Linked DNA regions of Mus musculus: region 1 is linked to region 2. A link is a loop called in an ENCODE intact Hi-C map of the cell type or tissue named here. Cell type or tissue: gastrocnemius. All regions are shown on one strand. Each heading gives the region's core, and the rest is flanking DNA. Links, peaks and the distances in the headings are about the cores only. Region 1 overlaps Ninj2 (ninjurin 2). Region 2 holds the start of Wnk1 (WNK lysine deficient protein kinase 1).

Region 1 (11,635 bases), core at 1,567-9,566, 130 kb after region 2:
AACCCACAAAATCAAAATAATCTATAATCTGACTCCTCAGAAATAACAATAGCTAACATTTTTATATTTAACCTTTACTCCACATATACTGCATTAGAGTCCCACATCTGGGACAATTTGAAATTATTTGGATGATATCTGGAATTTATATAAGGTCTGATATTATATTATCTATATCTATGTCTAGATCTTTATCATATCTATATCTAATCTATGACACAAATAACCAATAACAATAGCCCATCATGACTATAATCTAATTTATTTACTTAATTCCTACTACTAGATGTACCCAGTTTTCACTATTATAAAACGTCATATGAGCTGTACCTGGTGGTACATCGAACACTTGGGAGATGGAGGCAGGAGGACAAGGAGGCCAGGGATAGCCTTAGACACAAAGTCAGCTTGAGCTAGCTTGAGCTATGGGAGACTCCTCAAAACAAAAACAAACCCTAGTAAACTTGTCATAATGAACATTTCTAAAGAATCCCTGATTCTTTTCCTAGGATTGGTTTCTACAATGGCACTACTGCTTAAAGTGGGAAGGGCAACCTGGCCTGGAACTTGTATAGCCCAGGCTAGCCTCAAACTCAAAATCCTCCTGCCTTCCTTTCCTGTGTGCTGGGTACACAGCTTTGAACCATCACATCTGGCTTGGGAAGTATGGCTTTTGTTAAGGCTTTTGAAAACAAATTGACCGAACAGGAGATACTTTTGAAATTTATATCTTGTCTACTTCAACATTTTTCTACTTATAAAAAAAATACATTCGGGGCTGGAGAGATGGCTCAGTGGTTAAGAGCACTGACTGCTCTTCCGAAGATCCTGAGTTCAATTCCCAGCAACCACATGGTGGCTCACAACCATCCGTAATGAGACCTGACGCCTTCTTCTGGAGTGTCTGAAGACAGCTACAGGGTACTTACATGTAATAAATAAATAAGAAACTCTTTAAAAAAATACATTCTTGTCCAAAGTATTTTTTTTAATTATGAACCTATAGATGATTAAACTTTCTGTTAGGGCAGTGGTGTCCATCACTAGAGGTGATGACCCAGTAGAAGAGTGTATTCTGGGTGCTGTTATGGGGTAGACCAAAAGCGTCCCCCAGACCTGAATGTGAATGCTTAGTCCCTATTGCAGCCATACCAAGCAGGTCTGACCCATCAGTGAACACCTTTGTTGACGAACCCTTAGTTTGACAGGCATTTGGGAGACAATAGAAACTTAGGACACAATTGAACAGTGTGTCCTCAGGGACTGTCTTGTCTGTCTTGTCCCTAACATCTTTCTCTCTTTACTTCTTGGCCGCTACACTGTACCCATGCTGCCTGCTATCTCTCATTGCCTCCCCACAGACTCACAAGCAATAGAATCCGTGACCACGGACTAAAATTCCTGGAGAGGTGTGACCATCTCCCTCCCTTTCTCCTCACCAGTCTAGGCTGAGTCACTAGTGAACTCTTTCTTTGAAGTGGCCGGTGGCTAGGTCCATACCATTCACTGTCTGTATATACATACAGGCTGGCACCACTGACTATCCCAGTCAACCCTTGGTAGAGTTAGAGAAAGCGAGAATGGGGGTAATAGTTGTAGACATTGCTCCCTAATAAACAGAGGATCTGGCACTCTTACCCATGACCCAAGGGAAGTGCATGAGGAGGATCCATGAGCTACAGTCAAGTAGGGAAACATAAGCACTCTAACGACAGGTCATTGGCAAAGCCCCATCTGCACTTATGTACACACAGAGAGAATGACAGCTACAGGCTTGCACACTGCAGCCGTGCATGGACTCTGCCCGTGAGCAGCTCTTTATCACCCCATTGATTAACAAGCTCATCTCTTGACAGGAAGCTTATCTGCAGATGCCTGTGAACTGTTTTCATACATGGACAGTTAATTTGTCTCAGGAGGGGATCTCCCACTCACACCAACAAAACAGTTCCAAAGACAAATCCTGCTGGGATCCTGAAAGGTGCTTCACAGGGGCAGAGCAGCAGTACATTAGAGGGCTTCCCCACTGCAAGGGCTTTCAGACCTCACCTCTCAAATCCAGTGGTCCTCCCCACACCATACCACACACACACACCGTGGCGCCATGTTGATTCACACTCCTAGTGTTGTTAGCTTCATCTTCAGAGATGCAATAGCCTACAAGACTCTCCCTGACTCATTAGGGGCTGGACTGTGGCTCAGAGGGAGAGTGTCATCTTTGTGAGGCTCTAGGTTCCATCCTCAGCTCTGTCAAAAGTCAAAATTAAATCAAAAGAGAGAAGTGTATATCGGTAACAGAAACTCTATTATAAGTCCCCGGACACTATGATCAATTCCAAAATACTTTCTTTTCTTTGACCCCTAAGAGACCTAGCTTTAATGGAATTTTGGTCAATGGCAAGAGGAAAGAACTTCAGTTGCCCTGCATTATCTCAACCCCCCCCCCCATCCACACGTACATAGCTGTTTAAGACCAAGTTGCACTATGCAGTGTAGACTGCCCTCGACCCCACCATGATCCCAAGTGCTGGGATTACAGATGTGTGCTACTGTGCCCCGTTTCCAGTAAAATCCCTTTACTCCATCCTATGTTCTGATTCAACCTCTACTTACCAGGAAGATACAGCCCCAAAGCCTGCCATTGAATGGGAAATTTCATGACGTAAAAGTGTGCCTTCAGTAACAAACACCTGACCATCCCAGCTCTACAGGTTGCCCTTGGCTGTGTCCCAGCACTGTCAGAATTTGTGGATTGTATAGAGGTGGCACAGCAGAGTAATGAGTGCCAGGTGTTTTCTACTGAATACTTATGACTGTTTGCTCTAAGGGGAAGTAAAAAAATCGAAAGCTGGGGCCAGCAAGATGGCTTAGCAGAGAAGGGGTGGGAGACACTTGCTGCCTCTTGATCCCCTGGTTGGAAGGAGACCAGTCCCTGAAACCTGTCATCTTAACTCTGCCCACACACACATGCCAGCCTCACAAACAATAATAAGAAACACTTTTTGGTGCTGGAGAGATGGCTCAGCGGTTAAGTGTACTGACTGCTCTTCCAGAGGTCCTGAGTTCAAATCCCAACAACCACATGGTGGCTCATCATCATCTATAATGATATCTGACACCCTCTTCTGATGTGTCTGAAGATAGCAACATTTCATATACATTAAAATGAGTAAATAAATCTTTATAAAAAAAAGAAAGACTTTTAAAAAATTAAATCAAAGTTGAGTCACTTGAAGTCAGGAACCTATGGTATAAAATATCTCCTTACTTTATGTATGTGATCCCTCTTGGCCTTTATGCTCTGTTTCTCTGATCTGCTTTCCCCCACTGGCTCCTCATTACCTGTAAGTCTGTCAGGGTCAGGTTAGAGTTCTTATACGTCACTGTGTTCTCAGTGGGAGAGTATGTAATGGGAGACATAACAGATACTCCAACAGCCCAGCCATGAGACGGCAGAGGATAACAGCGTACTTCCCACAAGCCCTGTACACACTTCCAGCTTTCGTAGGAAGACATTGTCATTGTTCTCCTTCTATACACAAGACATGGAGGCACAGGCAACCCTCCTGACCCAACTGACTCTCCTAAGGTCACACAGATGCCAGAACATGGACATCACCCAGGAGCCCACAACCTAGAACATCCTAGAAACCAACCTACTTCATCTATGACAGGGTTTTGATTTATCCCAGAGTACTGAGATTCTTAGCCCTGCCATCTGTCTGTAATCCCAGCACTGGGGAGCCTGGAGCCAGAGGATCACAAGATCCAGGCCAGCCTGGTCTACCAAGTGAGTCTCAGGCCAGCCTGAGCTACAGAGTGAGGAATTACCTAAAAGAGAAAAATTGAAGTCATAAATACACACAGCTGGTGTTACACATGCCACTTTATTCAGAGCAATTTTTAAAAAAGATTTGTGATGAAAGCTTTTCAATCACTTTTCAGCCTTTGGCTAAGATCACATGTAGATTACTGTGTTAGACTTCTCATCATAGTGACAGAAATACCTGACAGAAATAACTTAAGGGACAGGCGGTACAATTGCTGCCCAGTCTGTTGCTTCCTTGCAGTGTGTGGATTAATTATTCTTCCTGAGAAGGGGGTGGGCAATAACTTAAACCAGGAGGGATTTATTTTTGCTCATGGTCTCTGTGGTCAATGTCGCCACTGGCCAGTTTGTGCAGAGACTCACAGCTGCTCCAAGTGTCTCCTCAGAGAATATCATGGAGAAGGGGACAAAACCAATGTGAAAAGCTGGGGCAGAGTGCTCCAAAACAGGATCTTCTGGACAGGGTCACAACAGACCCACTGCAGCTGTGGCTCCAGCACAAGACTGGGCCATCAGCAGGCCACCATGCATAGGGGAAGGGCCCTTACCAGACGCCTGGGGACAGGAGGATTGCCACAGGTTGAGGCTCTTCTGGGCTACTTAGTGAGTTTCAAGCAGGTTTGGGCTACAGTGTAAGGCTGTTTCCAAAGGCAGAAAAAGGAAGGCAGGCAGGCAGGCAGGAGGAAATCTCACTCTCATGTTCTTCTTGCTTCTAGTCCTAGGCATCTGCTAACCTGTCTCTTGTCTCTGCAGCTTTTCCCCAACTGGGCAGTACTTCGGGCCTTCTGTGTCCAGCTACTTGCTTAGCACAGTGTTTTGAAGCCCCATTGGCTCACAGCCTGAGGAGCAGTGCATTTCAGAGAAGCAGGGAGAATGTCTTGTCTTACTCCTCATGGCACCAAGAAGTGTCTAGGTTCTTTCTCTAAGGTGTAAGCTAACTGGAAGGGCTACAGAGTGGAGGATGACCTTGAATTTACCACCCTTCTTTTTTTTTTTTTTCCCCACCAAGTGTTGGGATTGTAGGTGTTGCCGCCATGTCCACCTTATGCAAGGCAGAGGGTTGAACCCAGTACCTAGTGTGTGCTAGACAAATACGTACCATCGGAGCTACATCCCAGCCTGGTTCTCCCCCGCCCTTTTTTTTAATTGGAAAATAACTGTTATGTTTATGTATGTAGGTATTTATTTTGTTTGCTTGGTGGGTGTCAGAAGTCCATGACTGTGCGTGTAGAGGGTAAGATGGTTGGTCTCTCTCCACAGAAAGGTTCTGGGAAGCCAACGCAGGTCAGCAGACTTGGTGGAATGAGCTCAACTTTTACCCACTGAGCCATCTTGCTGGATCCTTCTTCTCCTTGATTATGTCTATAAGGACAAGGATTGCTTTTTTTTTTTTTTCTTTAAAAAAAAATCTATTCCAGCTGGGTGTGGTGGCGTACGCCTTTAATCCCAGCACTCGGGAGGCAGAGGCAGGTGGATTTCTGAGTTTGAGGCCAGCCTGGTCTACAGAGTGAGTTCCAGGACAGCCAGGGCTACACAGAGAAACCTTGTCTCGAAAAAACATAAACAAAGCAAACAAACAAACAAAAAAATCTATTCCAGAATCTTCTTCAAAATCATTATGAAGTCAAGCTCTCCTTGAAATCATAGTGCTCCTTCTGCCTCAGCCTCCCAGATTGCTGGGATAACAAGTGTGGCTCACTGGACACGTTTTCCTTCCTTGAGTGGATACCCAGGAATGGTCACCCATGTGAATCCCTTTGAGGAAGTGCGGCCTGTCTTCCATGGAGCAGTTAAGGAAGACATGCAACCCTGTGCTCTCTGTGTGCATCCTCAGAGAGGCATGTGCACCCGCCCGCACCCACGCAGCCCCACACGCACACATCCATATACCATGCACACAAAGAAAGGGAAAGGAGGCGCTGAAAACCCATACCTAAGCCCGATGTGGTAAAGCTGGGGATATCAAACAGGGATGTCAAAAGGAGATCGGGCATGATGGAGCAAAGATATAGACTGATAGTACACCATGACATTTCACTAGGCTGAGAGGAACATACCTGTAATGGAGAATTGTGTGTTCAGTGTGCTGGTAAAACAACTCCTCCCCCAAATGCATCCTAAGTCTAACGCCGGTCTAGATCTAGCCGGTGGGCACAGGCAACACAGCCAGCAGAGGAGCAGTGAGCTTCTGTGGGTTGGGATTCAGGAGTGGCTCTGCCTTTGAAGCCCACGGGATTGCATTCAGGACGTCAGCCAGACCCAGACCCTCGAAAGGGGCCACTTTTCTGCTTGCTCACTCAAGTCTGAACCAGTGCTCCATACCTGCAGTCCCCCTCACTCCTGAGGCAGGAGGATTGCTTCCCAGGAGTTTGAGGCAGCTTGGCCAACAAAGCTAAACTCTGTTTCCAAAAAGAGAAAAGGAAGACCCGTGCACAAAGCTGGCAGGTTGGCCAAGGAGTGCTGCTTCCTGTTCAAGGTTCAGTCTCTTGCCATTTCCATAGGATGCTAGGCTGATGACGTGGCAGCTGGTTCCCAGGGCGAGGAATTCAAAAGACAGCAAAACGGGAACAATGCCTCCTATGACACTGCCCTGAAAACTGCACAACACCAGAAATACAGCATTCCTGTTGGTTGAGCAGATGAGCCAGACCCAGTGTGGGAAGGGACAGAATAGGGTGTGAACACCAGGAGGTCATTTTGCAGGCTAAATACCTCACCATGAGTGGCTCTACAGGACAAGTGGCTTGACTTGTGTAACACATAAATTGCAAGGTAGGCTAGGAGGAATTGAGACATATTTACCGACTGTAGTGTGGGTGAACGGGATAGAGCTCGATTACATGAGACAGGATGTAAATGTTCACATGAGACAGCCATCGTGAACATTTTTAGGAGTTATTCTTCTTTAGTGTGGGCTGAATTTACTCCCCTCATCCCAAGTAGAGTGTAAATATAGGGAAGTAATTTTACAGTGGAGAGGAATGACGTCATGACCTGGTTTGTGTTGCTGTCACAAAATGTCCTGTGCTGGGTACTTGATAAAGAAGAGTGGTTGCCTATGTCTATGGTTGCACATGCCTCTAACCCTAGAACTTTGGCAGTAGAGGTAGCAGAATCAGGAGTTCAAAGTCAGCCTGGCTACTCAGTGAGTCTGAAGCCTACCTGAGCTACATGAAACCCTGTCTTGAAAAAGAAAGAAAGAAAGAAAGAAAGAGAGAGAGAGAGAGAGAGAGAGAGAGAGAGAGAGAGAGAAAGGAAAGAAGAAAGAAAGAAAGAAAGAAAGAAAGAAAGAAAGAAAGAAAGAAAGAAAGAAAGAAAGAAAGGAAGAAAGGAAGAAAGGAAGAGATAGAGAGAGACAGAGAAAGAAAGGAAGGAGGGAGGGAGGGAAGAAGGAAGAAGGAAGGAAGGAAGGAAGGAAAGAAGGAAGGAAGAAAAGAAAGAAAGAAAGAAAGAAAGAAAGAAAGAAAGAAAGAAAGAAAGAGAGAGAGAGAAAGAGAGAGAGAGAAAGGAGTTTAACTCTAATCTGTAAATATGTAAAGGCACGGCATTGACTTGGCTTCTGCTGAGGGACTCATGGTAGGTAGGTAGCACCATGTGGCAAGAAAGCACACAAGACAGAGGGAAAAGAAAGAGCGTCACACAGTGAGAGCGGAAGGGAGCAAGACAAGCCAGGCTTGCTCTTTCATAACGACTTGTCTCTCCAGCTTATTTATCTATTGAGTTATTTATTGAGAAAGGGTTTTGTTTTAAAGTGCAGGCTGATGTCAAGTTCATAATCCTTCTGCCTCAGCCTCCCAAGTGCTGGCACTGTAGACGTGCACCTCCACATCTGCCTCAAAATTAATTTTTCTTTTAGAGCTCCAAGTCAAGAACCTGGCTGCAGGCCTCTAATCTGAGCTGCCGGAGAGACAGGGTCAGGGAGCAAGGAGTGTGAGACAAGCCTGAGCGAAACGACACGGTGCGACTGATCCCATCTTAAACAGAACAGACAGATATAATCGATCATGAATCCAGGAGTGAATCGCTGTGCTTCAGCAAGTATTGTCTCCCTAAGGATCTGGACCCAGGAGCCAGAATGCCTGATAGTGTTGTCCTGTTGTTCAGGACCATTTTGTTGGATATTCCTGAGGTGAGTCAGAGTAGCTGGGTGTGACAATGTAGCATGGAATCCCCGACATTAGAGAGGCTAAAGATTTCAAGTTTGAAGCTAGCCTGAGTAACTCAGTAAAACTGTCTCAAATCCAAAACAAGACTGGGGTTGTAGCTCAGGGATAGAGCGTTCTCCTGACAGCCCACAGCCCTGGCTTCCATCCTCAGGACTGGAGAGGCAGATCAGCAGTGAATGCCCTGAGCTCCAGTGGCACTTCCTCCCAATAACCCAGGACACTAGTGTGGTTTCATGACAACACAGTATCTGTATGGTCAGAGCATCCCAGTGACAGAGAACCTGACGGTTACCGAGGCTCACACATCTTCTATTGCCCGATAAGTGGTAAAGCTGAATTTGACCCCCTGCTTTGATTTCAAAGTCCACATCTTTCATTGGTTACAGATTAACCGAAGTTCATCACTAATGTAAATGGGGCAGTGTTTTGGCTGGTACTAGAGGCTCTGAGTCTTTAGGTTTAAAGAGTCCCGGAAGGCTGAGTAGGCAAGGGGGAAAGGAAGAGCTGGTGAGAACAGGGAAGTTCTTTGCTCTTAGCTGACCAGTTATTTCTCAGGCCCCACCTACCATAGCCAGTTCACTCTGTCCAGAGGGTTTCCTATTAGAATGGGACCAGCAGAAACCCCTCTCAGGCTACTCCCAAAGAGCCCGAGGCCAGCTGCAGGTTAAGATAAGCTGAGCTGAGAGAGGGAAGCCAGGCCCATGACGCCCTGACACTCCCTCAGTGACGTCTATCCACAGTAGACACTGTCCCTCCAGCCACCCCGGGCTCAGCCAAAAGGCCTCTGGTTTTATGACTAGCTCTATTGAGCTCCTAAGCATTACCCTTCCAGAAACTTCTACAGTCAGAGTTGCTCCTAATCTGCTGGTCAAGGTGACAGATGAGTCTGTATTTGGCACAGACAGTGGGGGCTTCGCTGTTATGGCAAAGAAAAAGGATGGACCCGATGCCAAGGCAAGTTGTTGACGTGTGTGACAGAGGAAAGTGAGGGTGACAGGGCTATTTTTGCCCTATCAAGGGGCTGTCAGCAGGCAGGAGGCAGATGCTACAGGGAGCCCTGACATCAGGTATAGGACTGCAGGGCCCCACAGCCCTCAGGCCCCACAGCTGCCCTCATTGTTCACAAAGACAGTGGAGGGGGGGGGGCGGGGGCATCACAGTTCTGGATCCAGAGACTGGAGCAGAGGGCCACAGGGCCCATCATCCACTTTATAAAATGAAATCCCCAGGCTGGAGAGTTGGCTCAGCAGTTAAGAGCACTGACTGCTCTTCCGAAGGTCCTGAGTTCAAGTCCCAGCAACCACATGGTGGCTCACCACCCTCTGTAATGAGTTCTGACGCCCTCTTCTGGTGTGTCTGAAGGCAGCTACAGTGTATTTAGATATAATAATAAATAAATCTTTGGGCTGGAGCGAGCAGAGGTCCTGAGTTCAAATTCCCAACAACCACATGGTGGCTCACAACCATCAGTACAGCTACAGTGTACTCATATACATTAAATAAATCTTTTTTTTTAAAAAAAGATTTAAAATAAAATGAAATCCCTTCCCACTCACTGTCTTTCTTCTGTCTCTATGCTAAATGGCTTTGTCCTGGGTTCTGTTCAAGAATGTGTCTTAGACAGAAGGGACTATGGCCCTGGTGAACTTCCTGACAGCCTGGCACAAGGGCCAGCAGGTTGTCAGAATCAGCACCTGGCAAGTGTGTCCACAAAGATTACTAAAGGTGCCTTCTTTACCTGAAGGCCACTCTCCTGGAAAGTTGTTCCGAAATAGCATCCTTTTGGGCTGCAGAGCAGGTTGGGGCGGGATTCTACCCTGAAACACCGATGTTGTCTCCCAGTCAGAAGAGACTCTCTCTACCCTCCCTCTGTACAGCCCTGGCATCCAGTGACCCACTGTCTTCCATTCCTGCTTTCTGGACCCCACTGTGGACAGCCTCATCTCCATACTCACCACATGGCTCTAACTCTCCAGGCTGATGTCAGTGCTGCCTCTGTGCAGTTCCTTCTAGAGAACCAGCGTGTGATCAGATAGGCTGATAATAGCCACTGAGGAGGCTGAGGCAGGAGGATCACAAATTCAAGGCCCACTGGGCACAGGGTAAGTGCAAGGCCAGATAGGGTGACTTAGTGCAACCTTGTCTTAAAATAAGAAGGTGTGTGTGTGTGTGTGTGTGTGTGTGTGTGTGTGTGTAAGAGGATGGGGATACAGTAACAGTGTGTGAGAGACTCTAGGTTCACTCCACAATGTTGGGGGAACTTTAGTGTCTCTGGAAATACAGTTCTTCTGGAATAAAATACAGTGCATGTCTCTCACACAGCGTGCTTCTCACGGCTTGCCACCAAGCTTGCTTTAGTCTTCCATGTCTGTCTGTTATGGGCTATGCATCCTCACTTTCCTTAATGTGCAGTCTCCTTCCCCACTCATGGATTCAGACATGATATTACAGAAAATATTTGGATGGCCAGGAACCAAGCGTGGGTCTTTCCCAAGATCATCATTGCTCTTTTTGTTGTTGCTTGCTTGCTAGTTTGTTTTAAGACACAGTTTCTCTGTGTAGTCCTGGCTGTCCTGAACTCAGGCTCTAGACCAGGCTGGCCTCAAACTCAGAGCATCAAGTACTCTTAGCTGCCAACCTGTCTCTCCAGCCTCTGTGTCACTTAGCTATTACCAGCATAGGGTCATAGCATCATATTTCTAAGGACTCTTTCAACTAAATATATTTTTGATGTCTTCCCGTATCTACATCCCATCCCTAGGGGGTCTTTCTATACTTTTTGTTTTTTTTTGTTTTTCGAGACAGGGTTTCTCTGTATATCCCTGGCTGTCCTGGAACTCACTTTGTAGACCATCTGGCCTCGAACTCAGAAATCTGCCTGCCTCTGCCTCCCAAGTGCTGGGTTTATAGGCGTGCGCCACCACTCCCAACTCTATACTTCTTTTAAAGCAGATCCTCACCAGATGTAGTGACTCACACCCACAAGTCCAGCACTCATGAGGCTAAGGCATGTGTGTGCGTGTGCATGTGTGTGTGTGTGTGTGTGTGTGTGTGTGTGTTGCAGGGGATTGGAGGGAGTACATGCCCTGGTGCACCTACGAAGGTCAGAGGACAACTTTTAGGAGTCGGCTCTCTTCTTCTACCACATGAGATTAAATTCAGGTCATCGGGCTTGGTAGCAAGCACCCCTACCTGCTAAGCCATCTTACTGGCCCACATTTTTACATTTTAATAGATCATTGTCAAATTGCCTGCCCAAAAAAGGCATGTGGTAATTTTGGAACATTCCTGCAAAGGATTCTTGATTAGCCCCAGATTCACCCACACGATTAGTATCTCTTGAAATCTCTTCGAGCAGACTAGAATACACGCAGACCCACACATGAGCAGTTATACAGACATATATGATGCTTTTTTTTTTTGCTTCGTAGTCTCTAGTTTTTTTTAAAAAATTTTATTTATATATTCTTTTAAATTATGTATGTGTGTGTGTGTGTGTGTGTGTGTGTGTCCGGGTGTGTGTGGATACTTACAGAGGCCAGCTCCATGGATTCCCCAAAGCTGGAATTACAGGTGATATAAGCTACCGGACATAGGTGGTGGGAAGGGAACTTGGGACCACTGGAAAAGCAGTAAGTGC
Region 2 (11,635 bases), core at 1,255-9,254:
AATAAATAAATATTTGTCACATTTCCAACTCTTATCAGTTATAAAATTAACAAGGGGTAATTTTTTTTTTGGTTATTTTACTTCATTAATGTGCTTAGAAGTTCCATTTTAAGTGTTGAACTCAAGGAATTATGTTCAAGAACTTGCCAGTTTCATGTTTGCTTCCACATGCTGAGTTAACGTTCTTTCACATTTTTAAAATAAAAACAAAACGAACACTCATTTCCAATGGTGAAAATAAATTTCAAGCATATAGAGAAGTGGAAGAGAAAGCTTAATCGACTATCTTTAAGTGAACAATCATATGCTGATAATTGTTGAAGCTGGGTAATTGCTCACCTTCACTAGATATTTAGAAGCAAACTCCATTTTTTTTTTTTTCTGAGACAGGGTTTCTCTGTATAATCCTGGCTGTCCTAGAACTCACTTTGTAGACCAGGCTGGCCTCCAACTCAGAAATCCGCCTGCCTCTGCCTCCCGAGTGTCGGGATTAAAGGCATGCACCACCACATAGAAGCAAATTCCAAACATTATTCCTTTCACATTTCAAATGACCTTGGGACATTTGGAAACCAAGCTGTTTATTAATTCTTGGGTAAATCAAGTTCTGAGATTATTTCAGTTACTTTCCAATCCTATTTCAGTTTGGTCCATTTTCTTGACAAGAAATCAGTAGTGGCACTTTCATCTATGATGTAGCTGAAATTCTGCTTCCACCACAAATACATGCTCATTTCTGGATGTGAACAAGTGCTAACAAACCAATATTTATATAGATGCTTTATAATAACATTTATTTATCGCTATAATATATATTATATTATATTATATTATATTATATTATTTATATAAATATAAATTTATATAATAAATATAATAACATTTATTTATTGCTATAATTCAAGCAATTAGTAGTCCAAACTAATCTAGCATATACCTGCACTTTATTTATAACCTGAAAATTTCCCTGAGATTAAAAAAAAAAAGGAAGGAAGGAAGAAAGCACTGTAATCCCTCGGACTCTTGGGAAGTTTCATTTAAAAATCTTTTATATCCCTGGCATAGTGGCATTAACTTATAATTCTAATACTCTGGAGGCTGAGGCAGAGGGATCAACAAATTCAGGACAGTCTGGGCTATACTTTGGGACACTCACAAAAAGTCTTTTATAAGATATTACAACAATGATGGTATTATCACAACTTTCAAAGCACTTATACAATTTTGCATGGACTTTTACTATTCACTATGGACTGAATAGGATGAAGACAGACTAATGAACAGTGTCAGATCACAGCTAGCCATAAGGCTTAAGCACCTGTAGGTGGTTATATTGGTAGGTATATACTGTACCTTCCTACTCTGAAAGCACTTAAAGGGAAAGAGAGTTGGGAATCAGGGACTGGGTGGTTGTTTTGATGGTGGTGCAAGACTTTAATCCCAGCACTTGGGAGGCAGAGGCAGGTGAATTTCTGAGTTCGAGGCCAGCCTGGTCTACAGAATGAGTTCCAGGACAGCCAGGGCTATACAAAATCCTGTCTCGAAAAAACCAAAACAAAACAAAACAAAAAAGACAGTGTCTCACTACCCAGGCCAGACTGGCCTTGAACTTGAGGCTCTCCTGCCTCGACCAATAGAGTAAGTAGTTGGGATTTCCAGGCATGCCTTTATTAGCTACTATGCTATGATATTCTGCTATCAAGAAAGTTGTTCCTTAAAAGTACAGGGTCTTGTCTAACAATCAGATTTTAGAGATGGAAACACACAAGGCAGTTCATTATTGCAGAGGCTTAGAAGAGAATGAAGTGTACAGGAAAAAAAGGTTTGATATTTACTTAAAGCAAAAGAAAAAAAAAAAATTCCCAAAGGCTGAGGATATATTTAGCTCAGTGGGAAAGCACTTGTCCAGGCCCCACTTCTTCGATCCCCAACACGAAGGGAAACCCTTTTCCAATAATTCCATGTCTCCTGCCTGACATTAAACACACAAGTTTGTACTTAAATGACTCTTTTTACCCCTGGCTGATAACAATCCTTCTTGACACCAATAGTTCCTATCTTTTCCAAACACCTAACTAACTACAAGCTCCACAATCTCCCAATTTCAACCTCTTTGGACACTAGTCTTCCCGCCCTCTCAGAGTCAGAGAATTACAAGTAAAGAGTGAACTCGACAAACTGGCTTAACAGAGCCAAATTTGGGATCCAAACGACCGAATAAGAAAAAAGGGGGTGGGGCATTACCTGCAATTCACACCAGGCGACTTCCACAGTGGTTTCGGTGTCCAGACCTTTGTAGACTGTCTTAAAGGAGCCTCTGCCGATTTCGATGTCAAATTTGAGAAAGCGACCGTCATTGGACATTCCCACTGCCTTGGTCTCCAGCTCTTCGATATCATCCTGTTGCTGGCTCCTATCCTCCTGCGCCTCTTTGGCGCTGGCGCCACCACTGCCACTTCCACTTCTGGACGGCGGTGGCTCCTCTTTGCTCCCCACGAGGCTGGGCTGGGACACCGGGCGGTCTTTGCTGGTACTGCTGGGGACGGTCGTGGTGGCCGAGCCTACAACGGCTTGTTCCCCAGGGGAGGCAGCAGCCGAGGGTTGCTGAGACACCTGGGAAGCAACGGTGGCGGTCAAAGTTTCCTCTCTGTGAGGTTCGGGTGGAGCACTCTGGGGCACCACTGCAGGTACACTAGGTTGCGGGATAGAGAGAGGGAGGCCCGGCAGCTCCAACGCGGTGGCATTGGAGTCGCAGATGACGCTTCGGCGGAAGAATCGGTGCTCCGTGGGGGTGGTGGTGGCGGCCGCCCCACGACTGTCCTTGTCCATAGTGTGCCGGCGGCGCCGATATTCCTCCGTCCTGCCAACTCCCGAGTCGGCGACCGTAGCCCCCAGTTTCTCGCCCACGGAAGAATCGGAGCTTGAGCCATTCTTGGGGACGGGCGCCGGAGGCGTAAGGAAGCCCGGAGTGCCGCTTTGCTTCTCGGCGGCACCGTCAGACATGGTCGGTCCGATGGAGTGAAGAATGCGGGCTCGGATTTATGAATGAAAAGGGAAAAGGGTGACCCGGAGAAGCCACCAAGAAGTGCTGGGCAGCGCTCCTACGGCGGGCTCCGAACCACCGGACGACTCCCACTCAGCACTGACAAGGCGCCCCGAGGGCGACGCGGGACACTGAGTCCGGCTGCTGCGGCGGCTGCTGCTGCTGGCACCGAAGCTGCTGCGGCTCACGGGGCGGGCTCGTCGGCGGGCTAGGAGGGAGCGGAGCCACGGGGGTTAGCGCCGCACAGTCCGCATCCATCCTGCAGCGAGCGGAGGCCGGTAGGGCTGGGGCAGCAGAAGCGCCGCAGTCATGAGGAGCAGGGCGCGGAATTGGCTCCTGGGCGAGAGGATGCGACCCAAGTGAAGACGGCTAAGCTCCCTCCGCTGCCGCTGCCGCCGTCGCCGCCCGCCCGCCGAGCACGGCGGGATAGGCCCTGAGGGCGGAGGCACAGCGCGCGAGGGACGAGCCCCGACGCCGGGCGGTGGCAGCCCGGGGCACAGGAGTGGGAGGGGCCGCGCAGGGGAAGGAGGGCCGCGGCCCGGGTTCCCGGTCGCTCGCTCGCTCGCTCGCTCGCTCGGCCGCCGCCTCAGGCAGCACGCGCCCCGGAGAGGGGACCAGTCTCAGAGGGCGCCCATCACTAGATGCTGAGGGCCGAAGCCTCGAAGCCTCGAAGCCTGAGGAGCGGCCCCCCCCGTCCCCGAGGCCTCCCCGCCCGCCCCGGGCCTGGCGAACCTCTTCCCCTCTCTGGCCGGCGCCGGGGGCAGAGGAGGGAGGGAACTGTGGGGAGGGGAGGGCCGCTCACCGCGGGGCCCGGGCTCCGCTACTTCTCTGGCCAGGAGGAGAGGAGACCGAAAGAACTGGGAGGAGGGGGAGAGGGAGAGAAAAAGAGCAGTCACCCCACTAGGCGCCTTCTGTCAGCGAAGAAGGGAGTACGGAATAGCCGAGCAGAAGGAGCGCGTCCGCCCGGGAAAACTCTCCGCTTTAAATGGCGCCGATGTCTGAAGCCTCCACACAGCCCGCTTGGACCCCGCCCCCCGCCGCCCGGGGCGGCCCCGCCCACATCGCGCTCGGGGGGCTCTCGCGCAGGCGTGCCGAGCTCGAGGCACGATGGGATTTGTAGTTTCGCGGTGAAAACCGTGAAAGGAACCCGGGAGGAACGCGCCTACTACTTCCGTGATGCCCTGCGATTGCTCTAGCCTGGTGCCTCCTGGGAATTGTAGTTCCTTTTTTTGAAAACCGCCCCATCTGAAAGCCTGATGGGAGCGTCATCGTGGGTCGCTCAATTCCGTTCCAAACTCAGTGCTCGCTATCAAAATCATTATTTAGGAATCAATTGCAAAAGAAGAGAAGAAAGGAGAAGAAAAGAAAGGAGAGAATGAGAGACTTCCGTCATGTTCTGCTTAGATAGCTCGTAGAGCTGCCATGCAATGAAAAATGATGTTGTTCGTCTTTAATGGAGAGCCTCCTTAGTGTTGTGACTAGGGGTGTGGGAGTGGAGAAGGAGGTAAAGCTGAATAACCTGAGCCTGAATTCGAAGACTCCCAGAAAACTTTGTGAAGAGTGCACATACCATCACTGTTGATTAGATGGGTGAGGGTAAACAAAATATATTCCATCCTTCTCTTCTTCACAACAACTAAAGCCGCATGCTCATCTCCAGTTTCCAAACAAGTACTTTGGCTGCAAAGATGGGCTGCCTACTAAATAAAACCCAGGATCAGAGCGAACCTCTTTGCTTTGCCGGAAACTTAACGGGAACGGGAGGTGTAGGGGGCGGGGAGAGGCGGGTGACAAGCATGGGAGGAGGTCGAGTTCGAAGATATTCTACATCTTTAATCTTTGATTACAAACTTGAGAGGACATAGTTGACTTTTGCCTCTATATTTGAGTAAAAATTATTTTCCTTTTGTTTTCTTATACCCTGCCTCGGTGGCTCAGTAAAACATCCCCTTTCTGTACTACACTTGCATATGTACACATATGTAATTTATACCAAGGCGCGGATCTCCGGAAACCTAGATCCGTGCAGTTTACAGTAATGGAATTCTTCTCTTCAAAATATCTTTAGTGCTTCCTGGACCACCTTTGCTACTACGTAAGATTATAGTTGTGATGAGCACCAGGGGGCACCAGACAGAGTAGGAAACCAAATTTATGAGCCAGATGGCAGTTACAAGTCTTAACCCAACCGGTGAGAGCGGGAAGCGCTTAAACGTACGCAACCGCACCCGAGCGTGAATACGCTGCAGTCGCAGCCCAGGACTGGAGCGAGCTCTGAAGCGCGTTTTCCTTGTCCAAGACTATATGAGAGGATCTCTGAGTGATTTGGAAGCGGCTAAACGGAAGATTCCTTGACTCAGTGTATCTAGATAAACTTCGCATAGAGAAGTCTTGCTATACAATTAATATTAACTTATCAGAAACGTTTAAAAAGAAGTCAGCACGTTTCCTTTTTTTTTTTCTTGCCGAAATCTACCATGTAAGTTTTAGTGTTTGTTTGAACCCTATGGCTGTTAGATTTAATAAAGAAGGCAGGTTGTGAACAGTTTGAAATACAAGTGCAGAAGGGGCAGGAAGAATACTGAAATATTAGTGCTCTACTGTTTTAGAAAATCATTAGTTCACTTTATTAATGGTAAGTCTGTTTTAGTACATTTAATTAGTGGTTTATCTCCAGTGATAAATCTAATGTCAGCAAATGAAGAAGTAACTATGAAGTGCATTTTTCTTGTACTTCTTAAGACTGTTGATTATAATTTTCTCAAAGTTGCTTTACCAGAGAAAACTTTGTTTATAACACAAAGAAACTTAATTATACAGTGGTGGGTTTTTAAAAGACCAGTAAATCACAGTTTTTTTTTTATTTATTGTATGTTTGTTTCTATAAAAAGAAATTAGGATATTTCTGTCCAGGTGGTTCTGAAACAATTTTATCGTTGTTGCTTATTCTTATTTACTAAACCCTGCAACTTTGGTCACATGACAATGGGCACAACTTCCTTAATATATATAATATAGCCATGACCTGTCAACACATCATTTCAAGCAAGAATACCTAGTCATTATAAATAACCTACTAATCATTGACTTTAAAAACCACACTTATCCACATGACAACTTTTCCTACTTAGCTTTACTAGGAAAACAGATACAATGGTGAGTATCGTCGCTGTGTGGGACGGTTAGACTTAAAGGTTGAACTATAGTATGGAGATTTACTACGCTCACATGTTCATCTCTCTTTATAATGATTAAATCCGTACTAAGTTCCCTGTTATTCTTGACTATAATTCCAGATCATACTTTCCCTTTCTCTGGAGTTTGTTTTCAAGTTCTCTCCCGTCCACACAAACCAGCAAGAGACTAAATAGAAGTGTGTGGAACGGACAGCCAGGGTTATACAGAGAAACCCTGTCTTAAAAAAGCCAAGAAAGAAAGAAAGAAAGAAAGAAAGAAAGAAAGAAAGAAAGAAAGGAAGAAAGAAGTGTGTGGAAGAGCTTAGTATACACAAATGCACTCAGAATGAACATCTGAAGCACTGGCATTTGGGTGACCAAGAATGCAAATCTGTTTTTCTTCTTCAGTGTGTTGATTCATGCTTCTCTCTTCCCATTGATAACTTACAGGCAATAAAAGTCGGCAACAGCTTTAAGGTAGACAGTGGCTGAAATGAACTGAACACATACTTGATCTAGAGTATGGTACAGTTCCCGGTAGCTTCCTGGATGTGGCTTATGGAGGGCCTCTTTCCCTTTTTTTTTTTTTTTTTCTTTTTTCTTTTTTTTCCCTCCTTTTCCATGTTCCTTTGACTTGCGTGTGAATGAGTTTTGTTTCATTCCTGTCATTCCCAACTGTGCTTGGCCTTCTTTTAAGCTCTCGCTTGTGTTTACTGTTTTACAAAAGCTCACTATGTACAGGTTGAATGCTGGATAGTATGGATCTCAACTTCAAGTATGAATGTCAGTCAAGAAACCCCTCTGACTTCTTTATCTAGAAATAATCTCCTCTTCCCTCAAATTTCATTATCCCTTATTTTCACCTCTGTGTCATAGATCACCTTCTAAAATGATTTGGTTTTATTTATGATTCCTTGACTCAGTGTATCTAGATAAACTTCACATAGAGAAGTCTTGCTATACAATTAATATTAACTTGTCAGAAACGTTTAAAAAGAGGTCAGCACGTTTCCTTTTTTTTTTTTCAGTCTTCACTCACTTTGTTCTGTAAAATAATGTCTACCATTGATCAGACAGTTACTTATATGTCAAGATCTTTACACAAACAGGCCTATCTGAACTTCGTAACTACTTCACAGGAAGTAAGCTTTTTAATCTTCACTTTATAAGCAAAACCCTAAGGAGTAAACAGATTAATGTGGAGAGATGGCTCAGAGGTTAAGAGCATTGATTGCTCTTCCAATGGACCCTAGTTTGATTCCCAGCACTCGCATGGTGGCTCACAACTGTCTGTAACTCCAGCTCCAGGGCCCCCAATGCCCTCTTCTGACATCTATGAGCACCGAAGACCCTCTTTAATTAATTAGTGGATCAATTAATCAATGAAACAACAAGGCTGTTGAGTAGTTGTTCATAGACCATGCCAATTTCAGAAGCTTTTTCTGACCCACACATCGCATTAGGATAGCTAAGACTGTAGAGCATTTAGGAAGAAAACCAAGCTGATCATTACTAAAACAAAACTCTACCAATACTAACACTGGCAACATTAGGATTATCCAAAGCCACTGCTTCACATGCCCAAGTACACTAAGCTGATTTAACTTCTGTAGAAGAGGAGGTTACACTTCTCAGAGAACTAAATTATGGATTGGGAATGCAGCTCAGTGGCCGAACGCATGCTGCCGTGCGTATGGCCTTCTTGTGTCAGATCCCTAGTACGGCAAACACACACACATGCAGATTAAATAAACAAATTAAATAACTCTTTGATTGACCTCTGGTGTTCTGTGTGTTCAGAAAGAGAAAAAAAAAAGCAGGTGTAATATACCTTTGGTTATTGTGAAATTTAAGAAGCTAATGTGATATACAGGATGGTGCATGGTCTACAGAGGAACCTCCACCCGACTAGGAGTGGGAATTTCCCTTTTTGCAACTAAGCTGAGTTAACAGACAAAGCCATGAGGAGAGATGAATGAATGACAGCTGAGAGATATTAGTCAAATTCCACAGGGTTAAGTTATTATGAATCAGAGGTGTCAAGTCCACTCCCAAGGCTCCTAAGAGCAGCTTCTAGTCTTGCAGGAGTATCTAGTTAGGAGGACAAATGAGAAGCAGCTTAGAGGAAGGAGGAAAGGGGAAGTGGTTACTCCTTGCAGAGGGTGAAATTGGTCCATAGGACCCCTTCACCCCTTCTCTGTAATGGTGATTACTTTGTTTGTCAGGCTTGGGTCAGCTCAAGGGCATTTAAAAATCTGCAGATCTCCCTGGGTCTGCATTTCACAGAGGAAAAGGAAGATGAACTACAGGCACCTGCCAGTCTGCTCATCTGACTTAATGCAAGCAATGAGGGAGATTTCCATTCTCATTCCCAAAAACCACTCATTCTTCTGCCTCTGTAATGTTTGCACATCTCTCTGAAAAGGGGGCAAACAAGCCCTCATTTCTCCTAAGCAGTAGAAAAAAAAACCCAGCCTTGACAAACCTTGAAATTTGTCCTAAGAATCTGAATGGTTACTTAAGAGATGTTTCAACAACGTACATCTTAGGTAAGCTTCCCCAGAAAGAGCCCTGTAAGTTGATGTACGTGCAAGGCTGATTGGTTCCTGGGTTTTCGTTTGGTTTGGTTTGGTTTGATTTTGAGAATTGTTTGTTTGTGTTTGTTTTTTCAGATAGGGTCTCTCTATTATGTAGCACTGGCTGTCCTAGAACTGGCTCTGTAGGCAAGGCTGGCATTGAACTCACAGAGATCTACCTGCCTCTACCTCAAAAATATTGAGATTAAAGCCAAGTGGCTAGGTCCTAGGGTTTTAACGGGAGTTCAGAATGATTACTACCACCATGGGGAAGATGGGAGGCAGAACTAACGAAGGGATGTAGTCACCTGCCATGCTGTTGTAATAGAAGCATGTGCTGAACTTCTGAAACGAATGCAAAGTTACCCTGAAAGAGGCCAAGCATCCATCTTTTTTGTTTGTTTTGTTTTGTTTTGTTTTGTTTGAGACAGGGTTTCTCTGTGTAGTCCTGGCTGTCCTGGAACTCACTCTGTAGCCCAGGCTGGCCTCGAACTCAGAAATCCACCTGCCTCTGCCTCCCAAGTGCTGGAATTAAAGGCATGCACCACCACTGCCCAGCTCCAGGTATCCATGTTTATATCCTGGACTGCTTGGATGCTGGCTGCCTCCAGAGATGGGTATGATCTCTTGACTCCCCTGCTATTCACTCCTGGAGAAAAACTCAAAGCCAGGCAGCATTACAGCTTCAAGAATTCCTCAGTACAAAATGCTGTTCAGCTATTAGTCATGGTCTAAGCTCAAAAATCATGGGAAATTTTTGGTTTGTTGATTTCTAGAAAGCAATACTGGGAAAGAGAGAGAGGCTGCCATCTAGGAGTAGAGATGAAGAAAAGGGTGGATAAGTTTTAATCAGCAATTTCATTGCAGTAGTGTGGGCAGAACAAGGGCTAGATGACCCTCAAGGGAGGACAGTTTGAGTAGTTGGTGGTGGAAAAATCAGTTCTCTGCAGACAGCAGGGAAATTTTTCTTGGATTCCACAAGTACAAATACTACCCATCTTGATTTAATTCCACAAGGGTCTAAAGCATTTGCAGTTTGTCAAGTCCTTGAAAGGAAAGCTGAGAAGACTTTCTGAGACCTTAACAAAACAAAACTCCCAAACAACCCTTGCCCACCAGTGAGTCCCTCTATGGCTAACTGCACATATGTGTATGTGAGTATATATGTGTATATATATATATATATATGTATATATATATATATATATATATATATATATGTATGTATACATCACTTAGAATTTGTTATATAGCTAAACCCTTTTTTACTTTGCTCCTTTTTCAGAAGGAAGGAGCTTAGTAGTGGAGCATATGATAGCTTCTTTCGGGCTCTAGATCCAATCCGCAGCACCAGCTATTAAATAATTAATTAGACAAAGCAACATGAAATAAAGTAAAATTAAGTATCTGATTTCTTCCTCGGGTTTTGATCTCCTGGAGTGGAAGCTCTCAAGGCTTACTCTTTCTCACTTTCCCCACAGCTAGGAATGGTATTCAAACATTAACACTCAGGCCAACAAGGCACCAACTAAAGTGGGCACAGGTCCTGGGAATCACAAATGAGTATCTCTTTGTTTGTATGGACAAGGCATCCAGGAAACAATTGTTAATATGAATTACATTAGTTTAGTAGTCCTGGAGTGGTCTTCCTTTCAGAAGTCAAATGATTCCAAAAACAAAATCATTATCACTTTTCCTCATTGATTGAGATTTTACAGGCATCTATAACTTTGAGAAGCTTTGCAAGAAATAAGACAATCCGTACCTTTATTATCAATATGGTAGCTCTTGTCACATAGCAGATAAAATATAGGATGCCCAGCTCAATATGAATTAAAAATAAAAAGAACAATCTTCGGTAGGAATGTAGTGCATGAAATACTTGCTTTTTTGTAGTGCATTTTTCCTAGGCTGGCCTGGAATTTACTATGTCATCCTGGTTGGCCTCTAGTTTACAACAATTGTCCTCAGTCTACCAAGTATTGTCATGACAATTGTGGGCTACCATGCTGGACTTAGAAAGGCAGTTTTAAAGGTCCTTCGTGAGAATTAAGTGTGCTATTATTTACCTTACTATTGTTCAATGATTTTCTTAAATTAATCATCAGAAACTCCTCTCAACTAGAATAACCTGGCTACAAACCAAGTCCCTGGCAAACAGCACACGTCCTGTCTTGTAATTAGCCTTCTGGGAGAAAGCATGTTTTGAACTGCTGCCGGTAGCCCTGGGAGCCATGCACAAAGCTGAAGTGAATTAATCTGGAAAAGATTCCCATGGCAAAGGCTGGTTTTTACGTATGGCTTAAAGACTCTGGAACTGTGTAAAATGACAGGTATGGTCAGCTGACAAGCCTGCAAGGCCTATACCATCCCTATAGGTAGGACTCAGGCAGCAAGTGATGGACTGACTTGGTGCAATGGTATTAAACTTCATGCCGGGCTGGAGAAGGAGCTGAGAGGTTGAGAGCAATGATCTTCCAAAGAACCTTGGTTGATTCCCAGCATCCATATGGCTGCTCATAATCATCTGTATCTGACCCCCTCTTCTGGCCTTCACGACCAACAGGCATTCATGTGGTACACAGACATACACACAGGCAGGCAAAATATCCAAACACAAATACTCTTTCTGCTTGTTTTTTGTTGTTGTTGTTTGTATTTTTGTTTGTTTGGTTTTCAAGATAGGGCTTTTCTTTCTTTTTTTTTTTAAAGAATCATTTATTTCATGTATGTGAGTACACTGTAGCTGTCTTCAGACACACTAGAAGAAGGCATCAGATCTCATTATGCATGGTTGTGAGCCACCATTGCTTGCTGGGATTTGAACTCAGGACCTCTGG

Evidence for each region. Peaks named below come from ENCODE experiments on the same cell type or tissue, not always from the same donor. Only the 100,000 strongest peaks of a DNase experiment are listed, where the experiment ranks them.
Region 1: it touches region 2 in a loop (2.5-fold over the local background); 16 of 42 quality-filtered maps call a loop at or near these places.

Annotation. Positions count from the first base shown.
Region 1 is chr6:120,166,005-120,177,639 of GRCm38, forward strand. The region is part of intron 1 of Ninj2 (ninjurin 2); the gene reads left to right. Among named protein-coding and RNA genes, the nearest start is that of Gm25327, 28 kb to the left of the region's middle. In gastrocnemius, for the core only: no CTCF peak of the experiment used is centred there; no DNase peak of the experiment used is centred there; H3K27ac peaks cover 1,985 bases.
Region 2 is chr6:120,034,630-120,046,264 of GRCm38, forward strand. It overlaps Wnk1 (WNK lysine deficient protein kinase 1), which reads right to left and starts at 4,026. Exons shown (of 28, transcript NM_001199084.1): 1 at 2,245-4,026. The coding sequence starts at 3,003. In gastrocnemius, for the core only: CTCF peaks have their summits at 2,525 and 5,146 (motif pointing right); DNase peaks (open chromatin) are centred at 2,532, 2,771, 3,250, 3,512 and 3 more places; H3K4me3 peaks cover 4,691 bases; H3K27ac peaks cover 5,084 bases.